Linked DNA regions of Homo sapiens: all the other regions are linked to region 1. The links are chromatin loops, found by intact Hi-C in ENCODE. Cell type or tissue: PC-9. All regions are shown on one strand. Each heading gives the region's core, and the rest is flanking DNA. Links, peaks and the distances in the headings are about the cores only. Region 1 overlaps ARNT2 (aryl hydrocarbon receptor nuclear translocator 2). Region 2 holds the start of ARNT2-AS1 (ARNT2 antisense RNA 1). Region 3 overlaps ARNT2 (aryl hydrocarbon receptor nuclear translocator 2). Region 4 has its middle 27 kb from the start of CFAP161.

Region 1 (8,083 bases), core at 1,500-6,499:
ACCATGGGCCCATTCACTGAGGGCCCAGCAGCTAAGCCTAGGTGACCTCTGGGCCTCTGCGGTCCTACAAACTCATTCCTATTAGTAACAGCATATGCTGGAAACACATCCTATCTTCCTTATTTTTCATGGGGGAAATGATATGGTTCACAGATGCCTGGGTTTGAACCTTGACTGTATAAAAACGGACTCACAGACACGGTCATGAGATAGTTACCCAGAGTGTAGAGTTTCTGTTTCTTAATGATCGGGCCTAATACAATGAGCTCTTTGTACCCCTGCACTATTATTTCATCACTGACACTGATCTTTTCAATGTCAAACAAACGTCACTCCTCATCTCTCTTCCTCTTTATGTTTTGAGGCCCCAGGAATCATCATTTCCTAAGGTTAGCATGCTATGGAATGTTATCTCAAGGGGAATTTTGACACGGAGGAACCAAAGTCATTGTTCCTTCATAGAGGGAGGCTGTGTACAGCGAGAGCAAACTGGGGCAGGGAGATATGTGCCCTTGTTTCCATTTCAGCAAGAAAGCACACCCTGCTATTAAAGTGTATCCCAAGAAATGGGTGGATGTCCAAGCTGCCATTCTGTCTGCACCGAGGGAAAACAATACATGCTTTTGTTATTGAAACTCATGTCCTGTTTTGATTCGAAACTCCAAGGTCATTAGTGACCAAAATGTTCTCCATCTCCTCTCTACTGTTTCAACCAAAGCAGAAGCTGAAAGACGGAAGGAAAAGATTTTGGGGACGAAAGTGTATGGCATGATGCGAGTTTACTATGGACTTGGAGACTCTGGGAATCCCTGGGAAGTAAGGAGATGCATGTCCCTGTTGGACTGGTGGAAAAGTGTGTGGAACTCACAATCGCAATGCAGTTTGTAAAAGGAATCATCACCAAAAATGGCTACCATGAGGGGAGAAAACTAGGGTAACTCAGGGGGCCCAGAACTCAATATGCATGTGGTTCCTCCAAAAACAACTGAGGCCATCAGTCCAAACTATGGAGCATGGATACAGAAGAAAAGCAACCGTCACCCATGGCAAGTTTTCAAGTCCATCAATGACCAAGAATTAGGAAGGCTTGGAGGCTTGGCTAGTGGAGAGGAATGTCAAGGCAGGCCCTTCCTTAGGTAAGTGGGTACAGATGTGAATTTTGCTAAGAATGATGGAATGATTTGTGCCTTCCTGTCAACACTGCCAAACTTCCTACCATATCTTAAACAAAATGGAAAAAAAAAAAAGACACAGTCATGGGGTTGGGCCTGCCTTATCCTTCACGTATGCAATGTGTATAACCCATGGACATTCATGATCCAGCAAACTTTCCATGAGGTGGTCTGCACTCAGGACGGCCCCGCAGAGCCCAGATAAAGATGCTGTCACGTGGCCAGGGGGCAATACAGTTCTTAGGAGCTGAAAACCCAGTTTTCTATCCTGCATCCAGAACACAGCTGCCTGGTTTCTCATATCTCTTCTTATTTTCCATGGTAGCAATAAAAGACTTATCTTGACAGTTTTTTCTAAACTTGAACTCTAGGGCTTTTCAGGAAGAATGAATTCCTCTGTTTGCTTTATAAGCAATGAATATTAATTTTAATAGATTCCTTTTTAAAAGACATAGGAATTTTTAAAAATACTTTTTAAAAAGCCCTATTGTCTTTTTAAAATGAATCCTTAAAATTGACATTAATTTCTTATAAAGCAAACAGAGTTAATAACTTATTACTTACCTTTTGATCATCTCTGCTGGGATGTGGCAGGGTCGCTAATAGCTAGCTGCCACTGGGCCAAATACTGCCACAGAGTGAGGGACCAGTCAAACTGCAGGCAATGGCTTTTGCAATGACAAAAGACGTTACATTCTTGTATCTTTCTAAGGTGAATGCTGGCTATTGCCTTCTTTAAGTCTAAGGAAAATAAAATAAACTTACCTTGAAAATTTACTGGGGCCTTCACCATCTTCATCATCGAAGTCCATTCTGAAAAGTCAAGATCACAAGTGAGCACTGATTATTAGGAGAACATTTTAACTGGTAACAGGAGCTGCTGGAACAAAAGGAGCTTTATTCACTAGGACTGCTATCCATTGATCCCAACCTTTGGCAGTGCTACAAGCAATATCTCTACACAGTCATCAAACGGGTTCAAGACAAGAAGAGGCAAAATGAAAGGTCTTCAGTCTAAGCACCACTAATTCTATGGCTGGGAATATTTAAGTATCAACTAGTCCCCTCCAGAACTCTATATGCCATTCCCTTCTTAGAACTCTTAGCAGACAATGGATTGCTCTGGCTATGATGGAAAGGTGTCTCTTCCTTTTCTCTCACCATCTTTGGGAATACCTGCACCCCTCTGCATCACCTATTCCACATTAAGACTTTTTTCTTAGTTTATCTTGTGGTATATTAAGAGCCTAAAAAGGCTCACGGGATTTTGAAAACAGAAGTTTTCAGGGTGAAGGGATCACAAGGGAAAGAGAAATACTACCGGTTGTACTGCTTAAAAATGTGGCTGGTCTTGATGAGTCAAAGTGAAAAGGACATTTAAGACTTTGCCCTATTAAATCCAGGACCACAAACATGGCTGTTGAGGGGAAAATGGCTGTTTGGGGCTCAAGCTACTCAAATCAGCTGTGCTTGTGGAAACTCACCAAGTAGTTATTCAGATTCACCCTTTACTGGGCCTCTCAGTGTAAACATAAGACAAAAAGACTTGATAGATATTTGTTGAACTAATACCTCAAACTCTTCTCAAAAAATCATGTCTCTGTAATGGTAATTCACACAATTCCTAAACATGTTAGGGCAGAGGGGGTACTTAATTGGTGTCAAGTGTACCCAGAGTCCTTGGGGAAACAAAATGAAAAATGATACAGATGTCTGAGCTTTCCTGGACATCCACGTGAGTGGAGCTCCTTGGAGAGAATGTCTCAGAGTCCCTGCATTCCCCATCTTGTTCTTTGTAGTCCTGGTGGACTGGATGAGGCACAGTTCCCATGGAATTCAAGGAGAAGGAAGGCCAGCCTGCCTGGCAGCCTGGCTTGAGAAACTCCTTGCCTGAACAGCTCAGTATCAGAATGGAGTGTGTATTAAATGACCACTGCTACAGATTCTAGAGCTGCTGGCCTCCCAGTAAGGGTGACCCATACCCTCAGGCTCTAAGGGCAGGGCTTCAGTGGCTAATGAGTGACTTGGAGAAGGCACAGGACACCCAGGTTACCAGGAAATGGCAGATTACACAGGGCGAGCCATCCTTGCATGGGCACACCCAAGAAGCTCCCAACAAGACAAATCCTAGTCTCTAGGGGTTTAGGTGCAAACTGAGGGACCTAGGGACTGGAATTAGGTAAGGCAAAGAAGTATTTTCTTCTTAAAATTAGTATCTTTTGTTTTTGTTTTGTTTTATGTACTGCGTAGCCAAAGTCCTAATCTTGGCCTTATTTTGTTTGGAATGACCTGACGGGATCCCCTGCTAATTTGGAATCTCTGGTTCTCGGACACAAGGGTTATACTAACAGTATAAGAACAAAAGGAGTTACATAACTGGAAAAGATGACAGTAATGATAACAGAAATACCTACGCACAAAAAGAAGAGGAGATGGGGTAGAACAGTGATAAGAAAAAAAAAAAGTACAGTTAAAGGGCCTTACAGACACCACTAAGAGAGACAGACACACACCTCTGCAAGGTAGTTTGGGAAACCAGGCACCGGGCAGCAGCTTTAGAGTTGCCGATGTTGTGGACAAGTGGGAGCTGAATGCAAGACTTTCTAAACGAATCAAAGCTATCAATATTCTGCATAATTACTAAGCCATCACCCCACCTTTCTCGGAAAATTACATCGCGAAGGTAAGCACCAAAAATGCTGTAACCAAATTCACCCGGTGTTCTGCAGAGCCGCAGAACCACGCTGCCACCTAGTGTTCACCATGGGGAAGAGCGATTTTGCCGTCCACATGAAGGTTATTTAACACCCCGTGCGTGCTGTCAAAAACATTTCAGCGTTAAGAAAAAGAAATAGCAGTTTCAACATTCCAAAGAACTCATGCAAGCATTTAACAAAACCACAAGTGGGTGTGAGACATACAGTTATCTTTAAAATTCCTTTTAGCTCAAGTTGGTATGAGTGTGATTGTCAGTACTCCTGCAAAATGCAATTTATAAGCCAGCCCTCTGTCCTCAGCCTTCATGATCTTCGGGGTGTTTAGGGTGACCAACCATCCTGATTTTCTCAGTATAGGAGTGGAGATACCTGGGATCTAGGACTTCAGTGCTAAAACTGGAAAAGTCCTGGACACACCAGGATGGTTGGTCACTTTTGTTTTTGCAAAGAGTTCTGTTCTTTACCCAGCCCTTTGTGGGACCAGACAGATAAGGAAGTGAGCCCCATGGTAAATAATACCACGCTGGCCAGGTCAGCTGTGGCTCAATCAAGCAGAGGGTATGAGAAAGAGATGGCCTTGCTCCAGAGCCAGAGTCTTCTGAAGTCCGCCGGGAACTTGGGAACCAGCATTTGTCTGGGAAAATTAGGGACCCAGATCCTGTGCCTCACACCTGTGCATGTGTACAGCCATCAGCTCTAGGAATTCGGAGGCGAACCAGGAGGTAAATCAGGACACAAATGTTTAAATACTCAGGATGACTCAATCCACCCGAAAACAGTCTCACTGGCTCATCAGCAACATGGAAAACAATGCAACCCTGGAGGACACAAAGGATCTTTTAGAGCCACACCTGCCAAGATGCTGCTGCTTTGGACTGCTATCACCATCTTGGATTCTCTACTTTACATAGGACTACCATAAGCTGTGCCTATTTCTTTTCTATAAGTCTAAGTAAATCATCCTTTGTTTTATATCTTGTATGTGTCTCTATTACACAGCAGCATCTGGATAATAAAGGAGAGAAATCAAAATATGACTTTTAAGTCCTATTGTACTCACTTTAATTCAACACAGTGAATGGATGATAGAAGAGTCTTCAAAAAGGGGGCTGAAAATGCATTTTACTGTACTTTTCCGTCGATGAGCCTGAATGCCTGCCTCGACAGAAAGCCATGATAAGCATTTCTGAACTTGCAGTTAGTTGTGAGTGAAGTGAAGCTCCCTGACGGTGACTGTAATCATAATAATGCTTCATCAAATACGAGCCTCTAAACAGAAGTCACTTATGCTCTAGTGAGATAAAAGGGCTGGTCCCACAGTGACAGTAAAGGAGTGATCCTGGGCCAACCCAAAGCTTCTGCAACAAGTGAAGTGTCAAGGGCTGCTGGAAAATGCTCCTCCTTCAGAGCCTGGACTGGCCAGCCCAGACTGCAGCAATGCTAGCACATAAAAGTTCACCAAGAGAAACAGCTGCTTACATAAATATACCTGCAATTTGACCACATTCCAGCAGCTCCCAGGGTTACCTTAGAGGGAGATGGCTACAAGTAACTTGAAAATAGTCCATTGGCTATAAGTAACTTGAAAATAGTTTTTCCTCAGTGATGCTATTTTAGAAGCCCAGCATCGGACTCCAAGTGGAAAGGGACTGACACATCCCTGCCCTCAGCCTCCACCCTCCAACCCATCAAAAGCTGGCTTTGAGATGGGCACAAACCCTAACTAGCCACTGCTGCTTCCCCCAACTGAATTTGCCCCAGTGAAGCCCCCCACCCCTCACCACCCTGTCACTGAGATCAGGGAGGTTACTACAAACATGCATTCCAGGTGACTTGCTTCAGCTCATTTCTCCCACGCATGTGGAATCACTTTTGAAAGAATCTGGGACTTTGGAACCTCCACCTTGAGTCCCAAATGCTGGGAGAGCAGGCAGCTCGCTAAGACACTTACTGATGAAGGCTGTCAGGGAAATGGGAAGAAAGTTAAACCATGAAGATCCACAGTGCTAGGCCCGGCGGGAGGCCTGGAGGATCCCAACTGCAAGACATTGGTTCTAATTGGCTTTGGAACACTAGGGTGGGAAGGGGGGTTATCCTGGAAATTTGGGATACTTCCCTCCATCAGAATAATCAGGTCAGAGTGGGAAGACCTAGGCAAGGAATGGGGGTGTGGGAAGGTCCTTGCCAATGCCACTACCCCCTTCCACCACCCCCATTCCTCCTCTCTCTTCTTTCCCCTCTCTCTCTGAGTCTCTCCACCATGTCCCACATTCTCAGATGGAAAAGGGAGGTGGAAGAACACCATGCCATCAGTAGGGAGGGCAGTGGGAAATGCGTGCCATGGCACAGGAGCAGGGGCCTGCCATGGGGTTACCTGCATTTCGATGAGAGTGAGTGACTTCCATCAGGGTCTCCTTTGTACTTAGTTAAGTGTTTAGGCTGTGGTTGAAGGAGCTATTATCATGAGCTTCTAGAACAGCGGAGGCCTCAGTCATAGAATTTCAGCAAAACATGTAAAAACGTCAGATGCAAGAATTACTATGGAAACGGCCCTGTAAAAATGGAGGTTTCTTTGCTTAGACACAGGATACATCTCTAAGCCATTGAGGCTTGGCAAGTGGAATCATGGTTTGTGTGCCCCCTCCCTCCGGCAGGGAAAAGGAAGTAGGAGTGAGGATGGTGGAGGACAAGCACCCTAGAGAGGTCAAGCCCATTGATTTGCCTTCCACAGGTCCTGCCCTTGCCCCTGGGTGATTTGTCAGCAATTGCTGCTCATCCTCCTTCCTCTCTCATTGCTTTTCTTGATGTTTCATTCCCTTGGCTTTAAGTGGAACTCCATGCTAGGCTCTGTCTCTGCCTGCTCAGGATCCACATCTGCCTCCAGTGCCACGCTGTGTGTGTGACCCGGGAAGGAAAGCACAGTGGTGCAGGACTTCTTCAGAAATGGGACTGAAGCTAGATGCAGTGGCTCATGCCTGTCGTCCCAACACTTTGGGAGGCCAAGGTGTGAGGATTGCTTGAGGCCAGGAGTTCAAGACCACCCTGGGCCACAGAGCGAGACCCTGTCTCTAAAAATAAAATAAAAAGAAATGGGACTGGGTCCCCAGTCAAATCATCAGCTCGGGGAGCAACCACAAATCAGGGTGTGGACACCAGGCTGGGGTCAGAAACATGGAGGCCGAGGAGGGAAGCAGCCTCGGCTCACCGCAGCCCAGGCCCTACGGGAGGGGAAGAGGAAACTCCTGGCAGAGGCTCAGAGGCGACTTCCCAGCACAGAGACGGTTTCTGGTCCTGTAAGTACTAGGCTGGGCCTGAGCATCTCTGCCTGGACTTGGTCCTGACTCAGCCCACCTCCCTCCTCACAGAGCCCTGTGCTGGCCTCTTCTGGAAAAGGACTTGGGCAAGCAATGGGGCTCTGTCCTCAGGGAATGCGAGTTAGAGTGCACATAGACATTTAAAATAATTTTAAAAGGCCTGGAATTGTAAAAAAAATCAATTAAGTTGACACCTCTTGTCTTCTTTTAGCAACTGCTGAGTTTAGCACCTAGTTAGCAAGAATGGCTGGTTGAAATCGGATGGCTGGGTTTGCAGGAAGCCCCAGCGGTGAGCCACATCATTTATTACAGAGTTGATCTGTGGAGCTTTGCCCCAGGCACCAACACTGCTCATTATAGCTCTGCTGGTTCTGCTGTAAAGATGGTGGCAGCTGCAGAGAGAGAAGTGGCTGTATCAGCACCCAGCGAGTGCAAGTGAGCGTGCTGAATACAGGGAAAGCTGGCATAACCACTGAGCTCTGCTGCTGGGCTTTTTAACCCTCTCCCTCATCATAAAAATCTCAGGCCCTCCTTTAGAGACTATACAACACACATAACAGTCTTTTTTCCAACCTAAAATTACAAGGCTGAATATGCTTTTGCATTCTAGCCACACTCCATCCCAGATCCTGATACTTCCCATTGCCTCCACTTATGCCCCCTTTAAGAATCATATTGGACCACCTAAAAACGGGCACACCCTGCAGGCCTTGGGCTGTGAGAAGTGGGTTCTGCTGTAACCAGACAGTTGCATTCCCAAGGAGCTGTGTGTTATCAGAAATTGCTTTAAAAGTACAAATTGATTCAACTTCATGAGAAACCTTGTTTATCAAATAGTGCATCGAAAATAAAATAGATTCAACAGGAGAAAGGGGCTAGG
Region 2 (8,083 bases), core at 1,908-6,907, 130 kb before region 1:
TCCTAATGATCCCACACAAGACCCCAAGGGCCAGGAGGAACTCTTTCATAGAATCGTGTCGACTGGCCTCATTAATTGGCTTAGCAGAGGGAAGGCTGGGTCCACAACTGTGGCAAAGTTAAAACAGTAGCATCGCCAGCTGGAGCTACGAGGAAATTCCCACCTGACAGGCACCTGTCCCATTCTGGAAGCCTGCAGAGGCTGAGCACAAGATGGGGCCTTCAGTGGGTCCATGTTGCTTGGCAGAAGGGTGGAGGGACATAGCCACCTGTGCTGAAGGAAGGGCATGGTAGACTGGGGGAATGTCCTTATGCATTCAGGAAGATGACTGCCACACAGGCTCACCCAGGATGCTGCTGCAATGATGGTTTCCTTGGGGCTTGCCCATCACAAATCAATGCCCTCAGCCCTTCCTCCTTAAAGTACATACCTACCTCTCCTTCCCTTTGCCATCAACATTTACAGCCACCCCCACCCCACAGCATCTTCTCCTTTCCCTCCCTTCTCAACCCTGTGCAATTACTCTACTGCCAGGCCCCATCCAATAGGCATTTGAAGAGTGCCCATTCTTCTCAATCTCTCTTGAGTATCCAACACTCTTGATCATTCTGTTTGAAACTATCTTGTTGACTTCTAGGACTGAACTTGATTTTGGTTCTGCTACTTCTTACACTACTCTTTCTCACGTGCCTCCTGGTCCTTACTGTAAGTGACCTTATCTCTTAACATATGTTGAAAGCAGGGGTCTGAGTCAGGCCTTCCTTCTCGTCAACAAACAAGAAGGAAATAACCTCTTCTAATCTCATCAACTGACTCATTCATTTATTCACTTGGCAAATATTTCCTGAGCTCCTGCTCTGACGTGGGCTCCATGCTGGTACTGTACACACACTGGAGAATAAGATCGTTCCTCTCTCAACAAGCATATAGCATGGTTGGGAAAGGGAGCAAACAGGCAATTCTGCACAGGTGAGAGCTGCTCTAAGAGTCAGAGGAACTAGAATAAAAACGCTTACGAGGGATACCTAACTAGCCATGACAAGTAGAAAAGGTTTTTCAGAGATCTCAGATGACACCAGAAGGGGAATTAGTAATTAATCCGGTATAGGGCTTGGAGGTAAGGTTGAAAATAATTCTAGAGAAAAGGGTCAGTCTGTTCAAAGGCCTGATGGTGAAAAAGGGCTTGGTTCATCCGGGCATCTACAGGTGGCTCAGGATGGAAGAGGAATAGAGTGAGATCAGGCAAGTCATAAGAGATAAGGCTGGAGGGTAAGCCAGGGGTCAGGTTCCACACTGTCAGTATGACCAATTTTGGGGACAACAGAGAAACACTGAAGGTTTTTAAGCAGAAGCAGGAAGCACACAGATGTGTATGGTCCATGGGTGGGTGGACAAAAAGAGAGGGAAAGAGACCAACCGAGAAAGGAATGGGGTAGACAAGAGGAGAGGGAAGGAGCCAGAGGGGAGGAGGCTGCTGTAGCAATCCTTGCAAGAGACGACAGTGGCTCAAAACACAGAACAAAAGCCAGCTGGAGAGCAGTGGGTGGATTTGAGATGTGATGGAGAAGGAGGTGCCTAGGCTTGTTGATTGATTACTGACTGTGCTGAGGGGTGTGAGTGGGAAGAGCTAGGGATGATAAACTTGCACTTCTGGTGGTATTGACAGGCTGGGGTCGGCTGAGTTCCCACTCCCCTAAATACCATCTCTCAACTCCTACCTGCTTTCCTCCATTCTCACTGCCCCAACCAGTGCTGTGAGTCATGGCCACACCCACTGCCCCCATAACCACACAGCTACTGGCGTGATCTCCCTCCAACAGTAGTCCACTGCTTACAGACTGCTTAGTGGTTGACCGCGGTCTATGTAGTAACATCCATGTTCTGGATGTTGGCATGAAGATCCTTCACGATCTGGACCTATTTTTAGCCTCATCTCCCACTTCGTGTCTAATTCCAGCCCCTCTTGCCCTAGTCACATGACAATACTTGCATGTCCCCCATGAGCCACATGCAGTTACATCTCTGTGCTACTGCACATGTGTTCTTTCTGTCATGTACATCCTTCCCCTTCTCTGTGCCTAGATAATTCTGTGCATGGGCCACCTCCCAGCCCAGATAGACTGTGTTATGGGCTGATAACACCTGGGCCAGCTGTGTGGGCTTTCAGACCACGGGTCAGAATCTTGAGGAGCTTGTGGCTTCCTAGGTCACAGAGGCAGGGATGACATCCTCCTTTTTTAAAAATTTGAAGCTCAATGCTATCATTCTCCTCTCATTAACATTTTTTCTTGTGAGGTTCAGCTGATTTGGAAATTGCCCTAAGACTTAAGGCTCACTTGAAGTCCTGCTTGGAAGTCCTATGTAGTTGGGTTTAGCTCAGTGGTTCCCAATCGGGTGATTTTGCGCAACCCCACCCCCCCACCAAACCAAGGGGGACATTTGACAATGTCTGGAAACACTTGTCATTATCATAAACAGAGAAATCCTAGTAGGTAGAGGCAGGGAGATGCTGCTGAACCCCCTATAAGGAAGAGATAGCCCCCCCACAACAAAGAATTATCCAGCCTAAAATGTCAATAGTGCTGACACTGAGAAACCCTGCTGGATAAAGTAACAAGGTGCACCAAAGGGCAGCTCATTGTCTTACAAATGCCTTCTAGGCAGAAGAAAAACGCACCTTACAGCAAGGATCACAGTCTTCCTGAGCCTTCTGGCTAAGGCCTCACCTTTTCAACACTAACTAGTATTAGGGATGGAGAGGTCTATAATTCCCCATAATTCACTGGTAAAAATGTCCGGGACTGAGCTTTATGGGCAGGAGCTGGGGAGGAAGAGGGTGCATGGTGTCTGCAAACATTTCAGATCAGCAAAATCCTACTGGCTCCCTGCCTGTGCTTAGTCTACCCTGTTCCCCTATTTTGAATTATGCCTTTCGTTTCTCACTCCAGATATTTTTGAAATAATAAATTCCTTTTTTTTTTTTTTTGAAATGGAGTCTTCCTCTGTCATCCAGGCTGGAGTGCAGTGGTGCAATCTCGGCTCACTGCAACCTCCACCTCCCAGGTTCAAGCAATTCTCCTGCCTCAGCGCGCACCACCATGCCCGGCTAATTTTTGTATTTTTAGTAGAGACAACGTTTCACCATGTTGGCCAGGCTGGTCTTGGACTCCTGGCCTCAAGGGATCAACCCACCTCGGCCTCCCAAAGGGCTGGGATTACAGGTATGAGCCACCACACCCAGCCTGGAATAACAAATTCTTTCAATTCTCCTCTCCAAAGTGAGTATGGGCTAGGTGGGGCAGGCTGGGATGGACATGGCTCTTTTACAAAAAGGCAATGTGTTCTGGATGTGTTTCTCGAGCTTTGTAAAAGACATTCATCCCCAGAGTTGTTTATCTATTGTGACCTGATTTAATCTGTATCGACCTGATCTGACTTGTGTCATGCATGGATGAATTGCTTTAGAGACCTCACCCTAAACTGAGACGCATGTGGGGAACAAGGAGCTATGGACATGCTGTTGCTTGCCAAGACAATATATCTGGAAATCATGCTGCTAAGAAAATAATGTAACTTAGATCCTACGTATGTGTATGCCACACTTGGAGCAAGTCAAGGAATTGAAACCTGGTCTGCTACAGCACCTTTGAGCCATTTCTCTTTAAGCAACCTGTGCACTTGGCTCCCTGCATTTCTCCAAGAAACAAGGTAATATCAACAAGCAGATGCCTGGCAGTAGTTGAGATGAAAAGAAACTGAGCAATTTGAGGATTCAGGTCATATACATTCTTGCCAGTTATCAATTTATTGCCTCTTGGCTCTAAATCCATCCTTCTTTGCCCTGTTTCATGATACTGAAACTACACCCTGCAAACATTTCTCCTTTGTCAGCGAGTGCAGCGTTAGGCTTTCTCAGCAGAGGACGCTGGAGAGACAAGCGAGGTACTGCAGAGAAGTGGCTTCTCTTCCTGGATCAGGTGTTTCTTTCCTCCTGCAGTGTGTCTAACGCAGTGTGCAGGATGTCAGGGTGCTCCCTCTTCAGCACATTTCTCTACCACCCAGAGGCTGCCTCCTGTGAGTCAGTTTTACCTGCGGGCACTCCCTGGGGAAATTCTTGGCCACCTGGTGGGGTGGGTGTGTAGACCATTTCTGGTCCATCTGCACCCCCTACTGAGTGTCTCAGTCAGTGGGCAGGCTGCTTTTACAGACCCACTGCAGTCCAGAGCATCCACAGTGTGTTACCAAGACAGATGCACATTCTCCAACAAGGGCTGAACCTCAGGTTTTGTGGGGTGGGGTCTCCTCTTCCAAGTTCTTAGTTCCTGTCTTGTCTACTTTCCCTTAGCCTTAGAGGTAGAAGCTGCTGCCCACATTTATTATTCCTGTATTCCTCAGGGTCCTTCTTAACCACCTTTAATTAGTCACAAAATCTTTAAATTTTTCCTGTTTAAATTACTGCCATGGTTTCTGTCTCCTGACTGGGCCCTACAGGCACAACACTTTCCCCACTTACTTTGTTAAGGGAATAAATGCTTGGATTTTTCAGGGCTTAAGTAATGGGACTGTGTAGTTTCCTAGTGGATGCTACATTTCAAATGGCTAGGTTTTTGCTGTGACTGGACTCAAAATGAAAATGATACTAAGACTGGAAACACAATTATGACAGCAGTAAAGCTCAAGATAACGTGAAAGGTCTGAAATGGAAGAAATGCTTTGGCTTGACTCCTGAAAGCTCGTTGAACAAAACCAGCATGTGTTTCACAGAAAGGGCTGAGACCCAGGCAGGGGCGTTTTTTCTCACTCAATGTATAAACTCAGTCTACAAAGCTATCCTGAGGAGTCTGCTACAGTTGAAGCACTGTTCAAAAGTGACATGCTATGCTTGTCACAACTCGATGTCTGCCCCTGGTCCACCACTGGGTGACGTCCGGCAAGTCTGCTCAGCAGGCATTCCAAATCCCCTGCCTGCTCCAGCCAGCCAGAAGCAGGAGGCTGGGATCAACCGCATTATCTCTCTGGGCTCTGGCCATGGATAATGAACTGAGGCCAGGTACCGTGGGGTGCTGTCAGGACTGGGAACCCATCAGTGCCACACCAATAGGCCCCAGGGCTGCACAGAGGGCACTGGGAAGCCACTCAGATGTGCCCACGCTGGGCTAGGGTGTGTGTCCATTGCAAATGTAAACACGGCCTGTTTTTTAAGCCTGCTTTGTGTTTAATAATTAATGAAACTGACCATTAATGGGGCAGACTGCTCTGTTCCTTCTCCACTCACCGATTCTTACCTGCTCTGTTCCTTCTCCACTCACCCATTCTTACCTGCTCTGTTCCCTGCACCCTTTCCCACTGTGCCCTCGGGAGTAACCATCCTCACTAACGAACAACCCTTTGGGTCCTCTTCCTAACCATACACACACCCTCTTTCTTCTGTCCTTAACCAAAGCCTGCCCTCTTCTCCCAGCCAGCACTCCACTTCCTTGAAGCCCTGTGGAGTAAAAGCTGACCCTGTGGTCAGAAGGGGGTCTGGTGTCCACCCATTTTCCAGGCCCCTCTACACCTCTGATGTGAACCCCAACACCTTATGCTGGGTCCCCTCTGCCTGCACTGGGAGCCTTCCTCCAGCAGTGTACTCATCACAGACGATGACAGCAACCCCTCGCCTCGAGGTCTCCCTCTCCCTCCCAAGACTGTGCCTCCCTTCCTGCTCTCCTGCTCAGCTTCGTCTCCACTCTATCACCTGTTCACTCCACCACAGCCTGGCTTTCAACACACTCTCCCTGCATCCTATTCCACTCAAATAGCTGTGGCCAAAGGTAACACATGATGCACTGATGGCAAGGCCATAAGAAACTTCTCAGTCCTTCATTTCTCGATTTTATATGCTTTTTCCATGCCCTCATTGGAAGGGTTCCAGCCCCTTTCTCATGAATGTACATCAAGGGCCATCTGCTGGGACATCCAATTCCTGCTTAATTCTGAGGTCCCCTGTGAATGGATTTGAAAATGATGGTAAGTACAGAGTAGTGGATGGGAACACAGTCTCAGATGTACTGCCCAGCTTTGATTCTTGGCTCCAAAGGCATGATTCTGCTATTATCAGCTATAGTAAGTTAGCCTGGGTAAGTTATCTGACCTCAGTGTGCCTTAGTTTACTTATCTGTGAGATGGGAATAATAATGGTATCTCCTTCTTAGGGCTATTGTGAGCACTGAATGAATGCTACATGCTAGCATATAATAAGTACCTACTAAGGGCAGGCTGCTATCATTACTATTATTATCATCTGAGTGTGAGATAGCTCAAAGGCAAATGTAAAAACCCAACCTGGAGCCCCATCTGTGTTGAGCCTGTTCTTGGCCACAGTGGTGCAGTGGCCTCAACCCAGGGCTTCGTCCTTCCTGTGTCCCGTCTCCATTTATACTTCAGGGCCTGGCATTTGTTTAGTGGAGACTAGACAGAGGCATGGAGCTAAAGGCACTGGATGGTTGGGGCAGGGAAGTGGCCTGCCCACCTGTCTCGTCACGGCCACAGTGGGATGCTCCAAGACCTTGCCACGGTTGCGTGTTAGCTCTGCTCCGAAGCCTCTCTTGACCCCATCAGACATAACGACTGTCCTGGCCTGCAGCCACAAGGGCCCCCACGCAGACCATGGCTGCCGCACCTGCAGACTGTCCTGCCTGCCTCCCTTTACCTCTGTCTGTCTCCCCTGACCCAGTCTCTGGACTGTGTCCTTCTCTGGGTGGGGACCAGGTCTCCTGTCTTCCAGGGCTGATTCGGGGCCTGGCACTGAAGGTTTTTTTGAGTAGATCGGTGCCAGATGGTCCCTGGGCTTCCGGGAAGGACTAGGTACCCAGGAGGCCTTGAGTCTATGAGGCCCACCTTCAGGAGGAGGTGAAGGGGTCTCTCCACACCCGGGTGGGGAACCAGATGTGGAGAAGGATCTCACGTGTGACTGCAGGAAGGTGGATGCTATCCTGAGAAACAGGATTCTGGGCTCAAGGTGGTAACCGTGCTGAGTGCCTGGCTGACTTGAGAGCAACTGCTATGGGGTTTCTCCTTCCTCAGACAGGGTGCTGTGCTTCTAAACTGGGTTCCAGTGAACCACGTGGCGAGAATACTTAACAGACGAAGAGGAGACACACTGCAAGTAAATGGGACTAAGGCTGGAGGGACAAGCATGGCCTCAGGAAATGCTGTGCCCCAAGACCTCGGGCTGAGTGGGACGGACGTGCTGCTGTTAGTGGAGGAGGTGGGGAGGGCTGGGCAGCAGATGACAACTCCCCATTGTGTGCTAGGGGCTCTGCACAGCATTTTTCTTTCTTTTGTTTTTTCAGACAGGGTCTCACTGTGTCACCCAGGCTGGAGTGCAGTGGTGTGATCATGGCTCACTGCAGCCTCAACCTCCTGGGATCAAATGATCCTCCCACCTTAGCCTCCTGAGTAGCTGGAATTACAGGCATGCACCACAACACCTGGCTAATTTTTTTTTTTTTTTTTTGTAGAGACAGGGTTTTGCAATGTTGCCCAGGCTAGTCTTGAACTCCTGGGCTCCGGTGATCTGCCACCTTGACCTTTCAAAGTGCTGGGATTACAGATGTGAGTCACCGCGCCCTGCCTGCACAGAATTGTTCATAAGGCTGACAGACAAGCAGTTCTAATGGAAGCTTTTAACTTGCCACGTGGAAATTCAGATGTTTGGGCTCAGATTCACGCTCATCTGAGGAATCAATTCTGTAGAGAAAAGCTCTATGAGCCGCACTGCTGGGTGTCACCCAGTGACCTCACTGTGAGAAAGCAGGCACCAGCTTGGACTTCTTACCAGGACCACGGGTCTCTTATGAGCTTGTCCTGACGTGGAGTGGAACCCTAGCCCTGGGAGACATGCTGAGGAGGTTCCTTACACACACGGAGAGTGGGCAAGGCCCAGGATCCTGAGAAATGCACAGGACACAGCGGTTCCTTAACCCTCTATGGCCTGAGGTTTTGTTAACAAAGTAAGATAGGTGTTTTTAATATTTAAAAGAGACAGAAAACTTTGCAGTGTTATTTATGCAATTGATTGTCTCTATAGCTATTCTCTAGT
Region 3 (8,083 bases), core at 1,477-6,476, 57 kb before region 1:
ATCTCATAATTTCAATCCTTCAAATGTGAAGGAGAAATAAACATTTTCTACAAAAAACCAAAAACAGAATTCATCACCAGTAATGCTGCCCTGTAAGAAATACTAAAATAAGTTCCTTGGAAGAAGAGCATCAGAGAAGGAATAAATAAAGATATAATAAAACATTTTATTTTAAATTGATCTAATAGATAACTGTTTGTTCAAAGCAATAACAGTAACAATGTATTGGGTGATGATAGCATTCACATAAGTGACATGAATGAGAGCAATAGTATAAGAAATGAAAAGACAGAAGAAGGAAGATTTTATTATAAGGTGCCTGCACTATACATGAAGTGGCATAATATTTTTTGAACATGGATATATATATATATATATATATATATATTTGTAATTGTATATAATAATTGTAAATGTATGTTGCAAACTTAGGGCAAAGAATAAAAATATTTTTAAAGAAACTTAAAAAAGGCAAAAAAAGAGGCAAAGAAACAAAGAATGAGTGCAATGAATAGAAAACATGGTAGCTATCAATCAAACTATATCAATAATCATGTTAAATGTAACTGGTCTAAATGTATCAGTTAAAAGATTATGGGAGTGGATTAAAAAACTAGATCCAACTATATGTTGTTTACAAGAAACCAACTTTAAATATAAAGGCACAGTTAAGTTGTAAGTAAAAGGATAGAGAAAGATATACCATGCTAACAGTAATTAAAAGAAAGTTGAAGAAACTCTATTAATTTCATACAAAGCAGAATTCAGAGCAAGGAAAATTATCAGGGATAAAAAGGAACACTTTTCTTTGAAAATATAACAATCCCTAACATATGTGCACCAAACAACACAGCATCAAAATACGTGACGCAAAAAAAGACCTACAAGGAGAAACAGGAAAATCCACTCTTATAATTGGAGATTTCAACATTTCTCCTTCAGTAATTGCTACATTGAGCAGGCAAAAAAGTCAATAAAAACATAGTTGCCCTCAACAGCACTATCAATCATCTTGATCAAATTGACATTTAAAGAATACTTTATCTGGCTGGGTGCGGTGGCTCACGCCTGTCATCCCAGCACTTTGGGAGGCCGAGGCAGGTGGATCACCTGAGGTCAGGAGTTCAAGACCAGCCTGGCCAACATGGTGAAACCCCATCTCTACTAAAAATACAAAAAATTAGCTGGGTGTGGTGGTGGGAGGCTGTAATCCCAGCTACTCAGGAGGCTGAGGCAGGAGAATCGCTTGAACCCGGGAGGTGGAGGTTGCAGTGAGCCCTGATCATGCCTTTGCACTCCAGCCTGGGTAATGAGTGAAACTCCGTCTCAAAAAAAAAAAAAAAAAAGAATACTTCATCCAACAACAGCAGTATACACATTGTTCTCAAGCTGACATGAAATAGTTACTGAGATATATATACTACATTCTGGGCCATAAAGTGAACAAAAAATTGTTTAACATTGTATTTTTTTTTTTTTTTGGTTTAGGAACAAATTTATTGATATATAATTCACATCAGTGGTTTTTAATATAGTTACATAGCAGTGCAACTATTACCACTATGTAATTTTAGAACACCTCTGTCACCCCCAAAAGAAACACTGTATCCATTAGCAGTCATTCCTCATTCTTCCCTGCAGTACCAAGAAACCACAAATCTACTTTCTGTCTTCATGAATTTGCCTATTCTGGACATTTTACATAAATGAAATCATATAATATGTGGCCTTTTGTGTCTGACTCTGTTCACTTAGCATGACATTTTTAAGATTTGTCCATAATATAGCATGTATCAATACTTCATTGCTTTTTATTCCTGAATAATATTCCATTACAAGAATATACCACATTTTATTTATCTATTCATCACTTGGTGTACATTTGAGTTGTTTCCATTTTTTGGCCATTATGAATGATGTTGCTATGAACATTTTCAATTCTCTTGGTTGTATATTTAGGAGTGAAAATTGCTGAATTATATGGTAACTCTGTTTTTAATATTTTCAGGAACTGCCAAACTGTTTTCCCAAGTGGCTATGCTATTTTATATTCCCACCAGCAATGTATGAGGATTCCAGTTGCTCCACATTCTCATCAACATTTGTTGTTACCTGTCTTTTAACCATCTTAGTGAGAATACGATGTATCTCAGTGTGGCTTTTATTTGCATTTCTGTAATGATTTAGATACACTCATCATTTCAAATTGCCACTCTGACTTTATAGAATGCTCTGGGTGACAGAACCTAGAAACAAGTTGCTAAGACTCCAATCACCTTTGTACAATTAGTTGTGGGTTTTTTTGTTTTTTGTTTGTTTGTTTGTTTTTTTGAGATGGGGTCTTGCTGTGTTGCCCAGGCTGGAATACAGTGGCGAAATCTTGGCTCACTGCAACCTCTGCCTCCTGGGTTCAAGCGACTCTCCTGCCTCAGCCTCCGAAGTAGCTGGGACGACAGGCGCCCGCCACCACGCCCAGCTAATTTTTTGTATTTTTAGTAGACACAGGATTTCACTGTGTTAGCCAGGGTGGTCTCCATCTCCTGATCTCGTGATCCACCCGCCTTGGCCCCCCAAAGTGCTGGGATTACAGGCGTGAGCCACTGCGTCTGGTTGCACAATTAGCTCTTTACAGAAACCTTTGTTTCAAGTAGCAGGATGTTTTCCAATTACAAAGATCATTGTGTTCTAACCACAAAGAAAAATAAGAATATTTTCCTACCTATTCCTATGAGAATACTTCTCTAACAGGACACCATGGTCAGGTATGAGCAGCACCCAGTTCCCGTGGAATTTACATGCAGGTCTCCTTACCTGCTGGTGGCCAGGCCTTGATGTATCCTGTACAGTGGACCACAGCATATTGGGCTTCTCCTTCTTTCACAGGGCCAAGGCCATTCCTAAAAAAGAACATTTGTGAAATTGTTTTCATCACATGAGGGTGAGGCAAGGATGTTGATGACTCCTCTGGCATCTAAGCTACTGGGTTCCCTTGTCTGCCTTTGTGGTTTTGAATCTTGACTCCTCACCATCCTGTGTTCCTTCCTCCCACATGGTCTGAAAATCAAAAATAAATTCCACCCAACTCCCTGTTCTCTCTCATCTCTGCCACTGCCACCCTGATGTCTGGTTCTCTTGGTCCTCACCACACTAAGCCCCTTCTTTAATCTAGGCTGCTTAGCTTAGGGTGTTTAGACTATCTACCAGAACAGTCCCAAAATATACATCGGAAGAGATACTGACCTGAACCTTTTCCTCATGGTGGTTATTCTGTTTAGAGGAAGGTGGTCCAAAGGAGCATTTCCACACCTAAGATGTGACAAGTGTATTAGAATGAGCAAAGACCCAGGCAAGTTTATTCAATATATGGTGCTGCCATCAAGTAGATGAGCCTTAATTGATGCTTACACATTTATTCAGGTGACGCCTATAGCCAATTTTCTTCAAAAGTGCAGAAGCAGACCTGCATGCCTTTGATTTTTTTTTTTTTTTTTTTTTGTGACTGAAGAAAGGAGAGTGTGACCCACATTACAACACACACTGAAATTGTTTCAGGGCCCAGTCCAGGAGCTGGAGACCTACAGAAAGACTCTAGGAGAGACCTGGCCATGCTCAGTCCTGCAGATCATTTCAGTGGAACTCCATGGCTTTTAGGAAAGAAGGGAAGAGGGTGATGACAGCAATAATGTCCCTTCAGGCCTGAGCAGTGACATCAACTTAAAACAGATGTTGCCAGTTAATGAACAGTAACATCTTCTCAGGCTTTAGCATCACAGCTGTGGAAACTCTCTCCTCCCATACACTGTTCTAGCACTAGGGACAACCAGACAGCTGGAAGTCTGCTGATGGCAGAGGAGAGCGTGGGGATGAGAGATAAACAGGTAGAGAATCCGGTCTTTCTGTGAGTCCCCATCTGGGAGGCAGGGGATGGTGGCATCACACTGTACACTCTGGGACAACCTTTCCTGCCTCCCTTTACAATGATCCTCTCAGCATCTCAGGTGCTGAACACCCAAAGCCTGCACCATGGCCAGGCTCTGACTGCTGCTTGGTATATCCATTTTTTATGTGCATTTCCATTTCCCAACTACATCACAAATGATATCCTGAATATCTTAATTTTCAATACAGCAGGGATAAGAGTCTAGTTATACTCTGAGACCTTAGACAGCTGCCAGCACTAGTGTGGTCTTCACAGGAGGCTCACCCCATGTCATTGCTGCCCAGCAATGTTTGGCCCTCTGCCCTTTTCTGGCTGACTGTGCCCAGTGCTTTACTGAAAATAGCTGTTTCATTTGGAGGAAAATGTTATGTTCTCAGTAGATGGCAGCACTGCCCACCTCTCAGGTAAACACAGGCAGTATGGACCTGGCACTTCAAAGAGCAACCAATATCACGCTCCCTGGAAGGACACTAGGGCAGGGAAGGGACTGCATGAATTTCATTGACGGGGCAGTGATAATGGCTTTATGGGCTAATGGAAATGATATACTATGGCACTTTCAATCAATTTATTCATAAGGGAATTGCTTAGATGGTACCATTAAGATTTGTATTGCTGGTGCTCTACTCAATGTCTACTAAGCTAGGATAGGCATTTATTCACAGAAGCACTGCAGGACAAACATGCCGTGACTGACTACACTAACTGATGGCATTTCATCTCTGGATGCACAGCAATGCAAGTGGATCCCACTGCCCAGCTTGCCCCTGCTGCTGAAAGAGGGGCAGGCAGTCTGTGGGGACCCAGTCCTAAGTTAAATGGAGACATGCGTGCTTTCTGTCATTCCAGCACCATCCTGTGACCTGAGGCAGGTGGTGAAGAGGATTTCATCTGTGCCTTCAAGAATTCCAGAGGCTCAGCCTCGAGAGGAGGAGACTCAGAGAAAAGAACAGCGAGGCTCAAATCCCTGAAGGGCCATTTCTCGTAAAACAGAACAAATGGTCTCTGCCAGTTCTCAGAGCCCAAGGAGTGGGTGAGAGAAGCAGGTCTCCCCTCAGCACAGGCAACCTTGGTGATCTGAGGGAGACCAACCAGCCTGTACATAAACAGGTTTTGCTTAAAAAGTGTAGTTGCTTTAAAAGATTACTTTAAATTAGGGAAAATAGATACTTATTTTAAAGCACCTATTGTTTGGAAATTCATAGTACGCAACGGACGCCCCAGTGCAAGTCACAGATCCTGTGGCACGCAATTAGGTGAGGGTGACATTAGTAAGTGGTTCCATTGTGCTGCTACGTGCCGTATATCCTACATGCCATATCTCCTGCTGGTTCTCTCTCTGAGGTCCAGTGATGGACATTCAGGGCTCACATTCAGGGCTCATCAGTAGCCTTTGGCCTTTGATAACTCCTTTTTTCCAGAAACTTCCTTCGCCCTCTCTTGTTCCCTTTGCCCTCTCTTCTTCCCCTCCCACCTGCCTCTCTGCTCCTTCTCAGTCTCCTTTGCTGGTTCTTCCCCAACCCCCTGAGGCAGGAAAGCCCCAGGACTCAGTCCTCTGTCTTCTCCTCTGTCTATACCCACCTCCCACGAGATTTCACATGCATCTCAGTTTTGAGGCCTTAGATACCATTTTATTGATGTCAATCCCCAGGTCCATATCTTCAGCCCCAACCTGTTCCTTGGATTCCAGAACTACATGTCCAACTGTCTGCTCATCTTCTCCGTCTAGGTGTCTGTGGGCATCTTTTTTTTTTTAGTTTTTAAGTTCAAGTGCAGGTTTGTTATACAGGTAAACTCGTGTCATGGGCTTTGTTGTACAGATTATTTCATCATCCAGGTATTAAGCCTAGTACCCATTAGTTATTTTTCCTGATGTTCTTCCTCCTCCCACCCTCCACCCTCTGAAAGTCCCCAGCGTGTGTTGTTCTGCTCCATGTGTCCCTGAGTTTTCATCATTAGCTCTCACTTGTAAGTGAGAATATGCGGTATTTGGTTTTTCATTCCTGTGTTAATTCGCTAACAATAATGACTTCCAGGTGCATCCACATCCATGCAAAGGACATGATCTTTTTCTTTTTTATGACTGTATAGTATTCCATGGTGTATACGTACCACATTTTCTTTATCCAGTCTATCACTGATGGCCATTTAGGTTGATTCCATGTCTTTGCTATTGTGAATAGTGCTGCAATAAACATATGCATGCATATGTCTTTATAACAGAATGATTTATAGTTCTTTGGGTATATACCCAGGAATGGGATTGCTGGGTCAAATGGTACTTCTCTTTTTAGGTCTTTGAGGAATCACCACACTGTCTTCCACAATGGCTGAACTAATTTACATTCCCACCAATACTGTGTAAGTATTCCTTTTTCTCCACAACCTCACCAGCATCTGTTATTTTTTGACTTTTTAAATTTTTATTATTTATTTATTTATTTATTTTTGAGATGGAGTCTTGCTCTGTTGCCAGGCTGGAGTGCGTGGCATGATCTCGGCTCACTGCAACTTCCATCTCCCAGGTTCAAGCAATTCTCCTGCCTCAGCCTCCCGAGTAGCAGGGACTACAAGCACGCGTCACCACACCCAGCTAATTTTTCTATTTTTAGTAGAGACGGGGTTTCACCATGTTGGCCAGGATAGTCTTGATCTCTTGACCTCGTGATCTGCCCGCCTTGGCCTCCCAAAATGCTGGGATTACAGGCATGAGCCACCTCACCCGGCCCTTTTTGACTTTTTAATAAGAGCCATTCTGACTGGTGTGAGATGGTGTCTCATTTTGATTTTGATTTGCATTTCTGTAATAATCAGTGATATTGAGCTTTTTTTTTATATATGATTGTTGGCCGCATGTATGTCTTCTTCTGAAAAGTGTCTGCTCACGTCCTTTGCCCACTTTTTTATGGCGTTGCTTGTTTTTTTATTGTAAATTTGTTTAAGTTTCTTATAGACAGGCATCTTAACCTTAAAATGCTGGAATTCCCCTCAACCCCAAACCAGCTCCCCCCAACAACCTTTTCCATCTTAGAGAATGACAACTCAGTTTTTCCGACTGAGTGGGCAAAGACTTTAGCGGAACCTTTGACTTCTCTCTTTTCCTCACACCCTGCCTGAAGGCTGGCTCCGTCTGTGAAATACACTCAAAATCTGAGCACTTTCTACCACAATCACATTTCTCACCTGAATCATTGCAATAACCTCCTTACTTCTACCCTTCTTCTTTGTCCACAGGTTTACTCTCCACAGAAAACCGGGGCAGTTTTTAGTAATGTTATTCAGAACATGTAACTCTCACAGTCAACTTCAGGGACCTCTCATCTCATGCAGAGTAAAAGCTGAAGCGATGTAAAGTCAACACGACCTAACATCCACTACCTCTCAACCACATCTCTGCCCATTCCTCCTGCACCGTACCCCATTCACTCTGCTTCTGAGACAAGGACCTTCTCACTGTTCCTTGAACATGCCAAGACCATCCCTGCCTCCAGGCCTTTGCACTTGCTATTCCCTCTACTTGCCCTTCTCTTTGCCCAGACATTCCCTTGTTTCATTCACTCACTTTCTTTAGGTCTCTGCTCAAAAGTCACCTTATCAGTGATGTCTTCCCCTCCCACCCTATATAACATGGAAATTAACGAAATCTGCTATTTCCTACTCCCACTTAAGTTTGCTTTATGTTTCCTCCATAGCACTCACCACCATCTGATGTTCCATATATTTACTTGGTACTTTTGTCTACTTTGTATCACCCCTACTAAAATGAATTCTATGCAGGCAGGGGTTTTGTTTGCTTTATTATTATTATTATTATTATTTTAGTCTCTTTTTTTTTGAGACAGAGATTCACTCTGTTACCCAGGCTGGGGTGCAGTGGCGCGATCTCAGCTCTCTGCAACCTCCGCCTCCTGGGTTCAAGCGATCATCTCACCTCAGCCTCCTGAGTAGCTGGGATTACAGGTGTGTGCCACCACATCCAGATAATTTTTGTATTTTTAATAAAGACAGGGTTTCACCATTTTGGCCAGGCTGGTCTCAAACCCCTGACCTCAGGTGATCTGCCCACCTCAGCCTCCCAAAGTGCTGGGATTACAGGCATGAGCCACCACACCCGGCCTTGTTTGCTTTACTTAACATTGACTC
Region 4 (8,083 bases), core at 1,299-6,298, 650 kb before region 1:
TCAAAGGCACGTATTCCTATTCTCTGCAAAGAACATAGAGTGATGTCTCTACATAGAAAGGGTCTCCTAGTCTTTTTTGTCTCCATCTATTTTTGCCTTCAGCTTCTAGCAGACCCCTGGGGGAAAGAATATCACACCAACAATGCACCTTTGCTTCTCCGCAGCCCAGCATGGCCACCAGAGCCCAGCATTCGTCCCCAGGAACAGGACTATGAGCCTAAGGTCTTGCATCCCCTTTTTAGTGCCCTTGATCATCTGGTGGTCAGTCTCCAGTCCCCTTCCACCGAAGCTGACCACTTGGGTAATATGCCTGCTTATACTATGAAATCCTGAGAGCGGAAGAGATTTCTTACTATTTACTTTCTCCACTGGCTTCTAAAAAGGGAAACCCTTTTGTAGTTAACACTCTGGTGGGTATGGGAATGCCGGCATGGACCCAGAGTAGTGTTTAGTCTCAGTCTGCCTAAGAGAGTGAAAAGAAATGAAGTTTCCCATCTGTGGTGATGCATTCTCCAGAAGCACCCAGAGGCAAGGGTGACCAGGAGAACAGCACCCTCCTGGAAATTCACAGATATCCTGGGGAGGGTTTCAGACTTCTAAGTGGCATAAAGGGGATGGAGGGAGTGGGGGGCTTCAAGTCATTTATTCTAGATATCAAAAAACATAGAGACCTTTAACTGATATTTTCGTTATAGGAGGATGCTGTCCTTCAAAATCACCAGAAAATTTTTTAAATTTTTGCCCCCTTTTAAGCAGGGGAGACTTCTTTTAAACAAAAGCAAGACAGAATTCAATTACATAAAACAAATATGAGAGGTCTTCAAAAAGTTCATGGAAGACACATCTTATGAAAAAACTATACATGGATTTAAAAAAATTTTGCACCAAAACAAACTCACACTAACCTGTACTGAATGTCTGAACAGGATCTATTTTGAGGCACTAAGAAGGATAAGACATCAGTTTGCAAAGATCTCGTATCAGAGCTACATGGATTCTGCTAAAATTGGACCAAGAACAAACATCAAATTTATGCAGAAATTTGGGTGGAAAAATGGTGAAATCACTGATGCTTTATGAAAGTTTATGGTAATAATGCCCCAAAGAAATCAGCAGTTTAAAAATGAATAATTAATTTTAATAAGGGATGAGGCAATGTTGAAGATGAAGCCTGCAGTGGTAGACCATCCACATCAATTTGGAAGGAAAAATATTATCTTCTTTATGCCCTGATTAAAGAGAATTGACATTAACAGTAGAAACAATAACCAACATCATAGACATCTCAATTGGTAACTTACGCAATTCTTTTTTGAGATAAGGTCTTACCCTGTCATCTAGGTTGGGGTGCCATGGTGCAATCATAGGTCATCACAGCCTCAAACTCCTGGACTCCAGTGATCCTCCTGCCTCAGCCTCCTGAATAGCTGGGACTACAGGCATACACCACCACACCCAGCTAATTTTTAAATTTTTTGTAGAGACAGGGTCTTACTATGTTGCCCAGGCTGGAGCACATACAATTCTAACCGAAAAAAGCAAAGTTGAACAAACTTTCTACTTGATGGGTGCCAAAACCATTGTGCCCAGCTCAGCTGCAGACAAGAGCACAGCTTTCAATGGAACTTTTAAACAAGGGGGATTAAGATCCTGAAGCATTTCTTTGAAGAACTGCAACAGGAGATGAAATATGGCTTTGCCAGTATGATCCTGAAGACAAAGCACAATCAAAGCAATGGCTACCAAGAGGTGGAAGTGGCCCAGTCAAAGCAATAGTGGACCAGTCAAGAGCAAAAGTCATGGCAAGAGTTTTTTGGGATGCTCAAGGCATTTTTCTTGTTGACTTTCTGGAGGACCAAAGAATGATAACATCTGTTCATTATAAGAGTGTTTTGAGAAAGTTAGCCAGAGCATGAGCAGATAAACACCCAGGAGAGCTTCACTGGAGAGCCCTTCTCCACCGTGACAATGCTCCTGCTCACTCCTCTTATCATACATGGGCAATTTTGTGAGAGTTTCAATGGGAAATCATTAGGCATCCACCTTACAGTCCTGATTTGGCTCCTTCTGACCTCTTTTTGTTTCCGAATCTTGAAAAACTTTTAAAGGAAACCCTTTTTTCTTCAGTTAATAATGTAAAAAAGACAGCATTGACATGGTTAAATTCCCAGGAACCTCAATTCTTTACAGCTGGACTAAATGGCTGGTAACATTGCTTACAAAAGTGTCTTGAATATGATGGAGGTTATGTTGAGAAATAAAGCTTATATTTTTTATTTTTACCTTTTAATTACATTTTCCCAAGAACTTTTGAAGTTGCCTCACAGATTTAAAAAGGGTGGTCTTATGATAGACTCAAAGGGTGAGTTGGGGCCAAAACTTCCACCTTGCCCCACCAGAGGGCCCTAAGAATCTGTAGAGCATAGATTGAAAACCACCGATCTAGTTTGGCCCTTCTAATTTTACAGCTGAGAAAATAAAAGCCCAGAGTGGGTCCAAACCCTTGAGGACCACAAGCCCCTCAGGAGGAAGAGCAGGGGCTAGAATTAATGTCACTTGACTTTTTGTCCAGGGCCTTTTCTACTTCCTACCCCTTATCTGGCCACAACTGTGGGAACACTCATCTGATTCTCATTGACCCATTCATCTCCTGTTGCTGGTTGGGAAAAAAAAAAAATGCTGGCCCTTATGGCTTCAGAAAAATATAAATAAAAGCATTTCACATATTGAATATAAGATTCAGAATGCAACAAGAATGAATCTGTTTGGGTCCATTTCTATTTTTCTGCAATTTAAAAGTCAGCAATTATAAAAGGTTTGGAAGCAATGCAATTATTCACTTACAGTACAATAGGGTAAAGTTAAGAAAGAGACCATTTCCAGGAACTTAAAGATACTGGATGAATGTGCACAGAAGGGTATCAAGGCAGACTCATTTCCCCAAACCGTCAGCTTCTCCGGTTCCCTTAAGCTGATGGGAGAAGATAGGGTGTGTCTCAGTTTCACAGACGAGGAAACGGAAGTGCAGAGATAGTATGGGAAAACATAAGTTAACATGGGAGTCAGAACTAAAACCCACCATCAAAAAAAAAAAATGTGATAAGAGGGGAGGAAAGGAGAAAGAAAACATTGAAAAATAAAGCCTTCCTCATGTGTTCATAGCATTTGTGGGTCTCAGACCATGTTTATACACATCAGTTTTATTTGGGTACTTCCGTTACAAGAGGTTAGAAAATAATTCAATATTATATGACCAGCTCTGTTTATTTATTTTATTTTATTTTATTTATTTGAGACTGAGTTTCACTCTTGTTGCCCAGGCTGGAGTGCAATGGCATGATCTCGGCTCGCCACAACCTCCGCCTCCTGGGTTCAAGCAATTCTCCTGCCTCAGCCTCCTGAGTAGCTGGGATTACAGGCACACGCCACTACACCTGGCTAATTTTGTATTTTTAGGAGAGATGGGGTTTCTCCACGTTGGCCAGGCTGGTCTCAAAGTCCCGACCTCAGGTGATCCGCCCACCCCGGCCTCCCAAAGTGGTGGGATTACAGGCATGAGCCACTGTGCCCAGCCTCTGTAATTTAAATCACAGGCTTTGGAGTCAGATATTCTCAATCCAAATGGCAGAACCAAGCACTCACCTGCTGTGTAAACCTTGGGTGGAATCACAGTCTATGACTTAGTTGCCTCATCTGTAAAATGGAGAAATAACCTCACTCACGTTATATGATGAGTGTGGATATGTATGTAAGATGACGTGTGTGACACATTGGCACAGTACCTAGGACACAGTGAGTACTCGGTAAATACTACTGCTTATTATTATGAAAAGTCTGACAGCAGACCAAGAATGGGAACCAGTTTTCTGCTCAAATTCCTCCAGGCACCTCATTCAGCAGATGTTTGCAGGTTTTAGATAGTCGCATTGGGCTTGTTTTTTGTTTTGGTTGGTTTGAAACAGGGTCTTGCTGTATTTAGGCTGGAGTGTCATAGTGTGATCACAGCTCACTGTAGCCTTGCACTCCTTGGCTCAAGCAATCCTCCCACCTCAGCCTCCTGAGAAGCTAGTACTATAGGTGCACACCATCACGCCCGGCTAATTTTTAAATATTTTGTAGAAATGGGGTCTTGCTATGTAGCTCAAGCTGGTCTTGAACTCCTGGGCTCAAGTGATCCACCCGCCTCGGCCTCCCAAAGTCCTGGGATTACAGGCTTGAGCCACCACACAGCCACACTGGGCTGTTTCTCATGCTCAAAAGTAATGTCTCATCCAGAAGAAATGTTTAGGACAAGGGCTTCCCTGACCTTTGAAAGAGCGTGTTTAATTTCATAATTGGGCAAGTGTGCCCTCATGTGGCAATTCGTGGGTACAGCTTCTGATTTGTGACTAGAAAAATGATGCAGTGACAGCAAGGTGTTCTCCAGGCTCAGTTCAGAAGACTCCAGTTTACAAGTGGGTCTCTGATTCCAAAGGGAGTTGTAAACCTTTGCTTCTGGAACTAATGATACATCTTCTCTCACTGTAATAAACACCGAGGTTAAAAGCCAGCCGGGCACGGTGGCTCATGCCTGTAATCCCAGCACTTTGGGAGGCCGAGGTAGGCGGATCATGAGGTCAGGAGATCGAGACCATCCTGGTTAACACGGTGAAACCCCGTCAGTCTGATGTCGGAAGCCTATTAAATTATTGTCTACTTGCAATAGTCTTAGGTTTCACTCCTGCAAATAATCCTGTTTCACATTATGTTCTAAAAATATCAAAATCCTTGAGACTCCCCCAAACTATGTCTTTCTTGCCCTTGCTTTTAACTCTATTTGAATTTACTTTCTCAAGACCCTTCTTCTCCGTGTGATTTCTACTCATCTATCAAGACCATCTTAGAAGTCATCTCCCTCAGCAACATCCCCAGCCCAGATTAAGCTGTCTGCTACTCCCTGGTTCTCATGACACTTTGCATTTTCTCTGCAAATCCCTATTATGGGCAATTTTTCTTAGCAATGAGCAACTTGGACTAGTGTAAGCCCCATAAAGACAGGGGTCTTTTTGTTTCATCGACATAGCCTTAGCCCCAGCGACAATGCCTGATAGACAAGGGGATATTTGAAAGCACCTGCCACATCAGTGAATTGTTCAGTTTCTTTTTCACACTCCTGGGACCATCTGTAGTACAGTACAAACACTCATATTATCATAAATTTTATTCACTGGAAATACACAGCTACCCATCCTCCAAAACCTGTGTTTGCACATCACGTGGACTTAATAATCTTCTGCCTGCGTCAGCCTTCAAATGCCTGTCCATCTGGATCTCATAGCAGCCCGGAAGTGTTAATACATTAGTCATGAGCTGCTGCAATAGGCAGGTCTCAGTTTCCCCAGAATTGCAGGAAACCCTCCTCTATTTGTCTCAGATAAGTTGCTATCCCTCCACTTCTGCCAACCAACCTCTCCAGTGGCCACTGACTGCTTGGCTCAGAAGCTGAGGTGGGAGAATTGCTTGAGCCTGGCAGGTCAAGGCTGCAGTGAGCTGTGATTGGGCCACTGCACTCCAGCCTGGGTGACACAGTGAGACCCCGTCTCAGAAAAGAAAGAAGAGAAGGAGTGAGGGAAGAATGGAGGAAGGGAAGAAGGAAGGAAGGAGGGAAGGAGGAAAAGAAGGAAGGAGGGAAGGAGGGAAGAAAAGAAGAAGGAAAGGAAAGAAAGGAAGAAAGGAAGGAAAAGAAAGGAAGGAAAAAAGAAAAAGAAAGAAAGAGAAAGAGGAAGGAGAGAGAGAGAGAAAGAAAGAGGGGGGAGGGTGGGGGAGAAAGGAGGAGGGGGAGTGAGGGAGGAAAAAAGGAAGGGAGGGAGGAAGGAAGGGAGGGAGGGAGGGAGGGAGGGGAGGGGGGAGAAAGGTATGGGGGAGAAAGGAAGGGAGGGAGGGAGGGAAAAGAAAAGAAAGACAAAAAATTGAGGTGACACAGCTACAAGACAGGGAACATCAAGGATCGCCAGAAGCTGCCAGAAGAGGCATGGAACAGATTCTCCCTCAGAGTCACCGGAAGGAACCAACCCTGCCAAAATCTTGGTAACAGGTTTCTGGCCTCTAGAACCATAGGAGAATATATTTCCCTTGTTTTAACCCACCAAGTTTGTGGCAATTTCTTACAGCAGCCCTAGAAAACCAACATGCCATATAAATAGCAAACTAGAGAATATCATATACAGTAGGTGCCATTTATGTAAAATTTTATACCCATGTATAGAAGCCTACAGGGATGCCTGGAAGAATGTTTTCCAGATTGGGATTGGAAATAACCTCTGACTAGTGGCATTTGGGATGATTTTTCCACACTTTCAGATTGGAATAACTTAAGACTTAGATATAAGATATTTGGAAAGAATTCTTTTATATATTTCCTCAGCCTGTGAGATCCAAATGCAATCTTTCTAGAACCTTCCAAATAAGATCAAAAGGATGCCTTGTAACTCCCTTGGATACCATATCCCTTTGGCACAGCCTAAGTCCCACTCATGGGAGAGGATACCTTCCTTGCAGCTCCTTGTGGAATACTTGCTGTCTTTAAAGTAGCTGCCAGAACTTTGGCCCGCTCCTGTTCAGTTCAGACGACCTGGGTAAGGCCTAGGAAGCAGTCCCTACTGCCCCATGCTCACTGTCACAGCTTTCTAGTCTCTTCCCAGCTTCACTGCACTAGAGGGAAAATTGAAGGCGAAAACTGAAGTTGGCTAAAAGCTCCTGTCTGTGGATGCCTCCTGGCAGCATTTGACTGAACCAGTCCCTGTTTTCCATGCTGAATTCTACTGCTACTTTCTCTGCCTTGCAGAAAAAAATTTTGATTTTCATTACTTAATTAGAAGGCTGCCCATTCTTTTTCTTTAGTGGAAAAGCACTTGACAACCAGCTCCATCACTTATTAGCTCTGTCACCTTTGAGCAGTTTTTGTTCTCCTCTCTGTGCCTCTATTTTCCCATCTGGAAAATGGGGATAGTAATTATTTAGGGAAAAACTCTCTGAAATCATGTTTTTCCTCACCTCTCATACCACCACAATAACCATCAACATAGAAGAGGACATCTGTGACCAAACATGAGGGGGTTTTCCCCCATTCACCAAGCAGCGGACACCAGCTAGGTGCCCTCCAATTCATTCCAACACTATTTATCCGGAGATAGTGTCAGAACCCATGGACTGAGGACTCAGTTCCCAAGACTACCCCTCAAGCCAGATACCAGTTGCAAGTTCAGACCTCCAGAGCATGTGACCTTCTGGCTTCAAGTTGGGATTCCCATAATCCCCTCTAGGTTTGAGATTTGCTGGAGCAGCTCACAGAACTCAGGTAAACACAGGTAGTAGCTTATTATACTGAGTACTGCAAGGGATACAGGTGAAGAAATGCATATGGCGAGCTATGGGGGACGGGACGCGGCGCTTCCATGCCCTTCCTGGGCACACCACCCTCCAGGAACCTCCAGGTGGTCAGCTATTCTATTCATAAGCTCCCCAAATTCACAGTCCTCTTGGGTTTTTTTTGTTTTCCTCTTGAGTTTTTATGGAAGGTTCATAAGGTCCCCAATCCTTTCTCCAGGATATAGGGTGGGATCCTCCCTGGGGAGGATCTTGAGACTCCAATCAGAAGGGTGGGGAAAGACTAGAGTCCTGCCTTGGGGCAAGTGAAAGGAGGGCAGGAGATTCTGTTTCCTGAGGCCAAACACATCCAGCATTATAACAAAAGCCTGTAACTTGTGTTATGGGAGTTATGAGCCAGGAATCATAGATGAAAACCAGTCTTTATCACAACACTACAGTAATACTATCTATTTTGTTCACTTACTGCAACAAGTAAATGAGTTAATGAGTTAATACATATAAATTTGACGTGAGCAGTGCCAGGCTCATACTAAGTGCTCAATAAAAGTTGCCCATCATCACCATCATCATCATCATCATCATGTGCTTCCTCGGTCTTCTCTTTCTCCAGCGGCTGCCCTTCAGTGAGGCTAAGATATTTGGTCTTTCAACCCAGGTACATTTTAAAGGCTTGTCTGGCAGACTCTCCAAAATCCTCCTTTATTATCAATCTTTT

The links. Peaks named below come from ENCODE experiments on the same cell type or tissue, not always from the same donor. Only the 100,000 strongest peaks of a DNase experiment are listed, where the experiment ranks them.
Region 2: it touches region 1 in a loop (12-fold over the local background); 7 of 110 quality-filtered maps call a loop at or near these places.
Region 3: a loop joins it to region 1, with 2.8 times the contacts of the local background. A loop is called at or near these places in 28 of 110 quality-filtered maps.
Region 4: a loop joins it to region 1, with 7 times the contacts of the local background. A loop is called at or near these places in 14 of 110 quality-filtered maps.

The regions. Positions count from the first base shown.
Region 1 is chr15:80,451,831-80,459,913 of GRCh38, reverse strand. It overlaps ARNT2 (aryl hydrocarbon receptor nuclear translocator 2), which reads right to left. Exons shown (of 19, transcript NM_014862.4): 3 at 1,938-1,985. Among named protein-coding and RNA genes, the nearest start is that of ARNT2, 51 kb to the right of the region's middle. In PC-9, for the core only: CTCF peaks have their summits at 3,702 and 3,903 (motif pointing left); a DNase peak (open chromatin) is centred at 4,023; H3K27ac peaks cover 567 bases.
Region 2 is chr15:80,581,744-80,589,826 of GRCh38, reverse strand. The region is part of intron 17 of ARNT2 (aryl hydrocarbon receptor nuclear translocator 2); the gene reads right to left. ARNT2-AS1 (ARNT2 antisense RNA 1) reads left to right here and starts at 5,270. Exons shown (of 2, transcript XR_007064732.1): 1 at 5,270-6,009; 2 at 7,066-8,083. In PC-9, for the core only: CTCF peaks have their summits at 3,854 and 4,058; a DNase peak (open chromatin) is centred at 3,986; H3K27ac peaks cover 2,974 bases.
Region 3 is chr15:80,509,134-80,517,216 of GRCh38, reverse strand. ARNT2 (aryl hydrocarbon receptor nuclear translocator 2) reads right to left here. Exons shown (of 19, transcript NM_014862.4): 7 at 3,241-3,306; 8 at 2,812-2,897. Among named protein-coding and RNA genes, the nearest start is that of ARNT2-AS3, 50 kb to the left of the region's middle. In PC-9, for the core only: CTCF peaks have their summits at 4,111 and 4,310 (motif pointing right); no DNase peak of the experiment used is centred there.
Region 4 is chr15:81,102,935-81,111,017 of GRCh38, reverse strand. It overlaps a transcript of CFAP161 not described here. Among named protein-coding and RNA genes, the nearest start is that of CFAP161, 27 kb to the left of the region's middle. In PC-9, for the core only: CTCF peaks have their summits at 2,378 (motif pointing right), 4,135 and 4,346 (motif pointing left); a DNase peak (open chromatin) is centred at 4,317.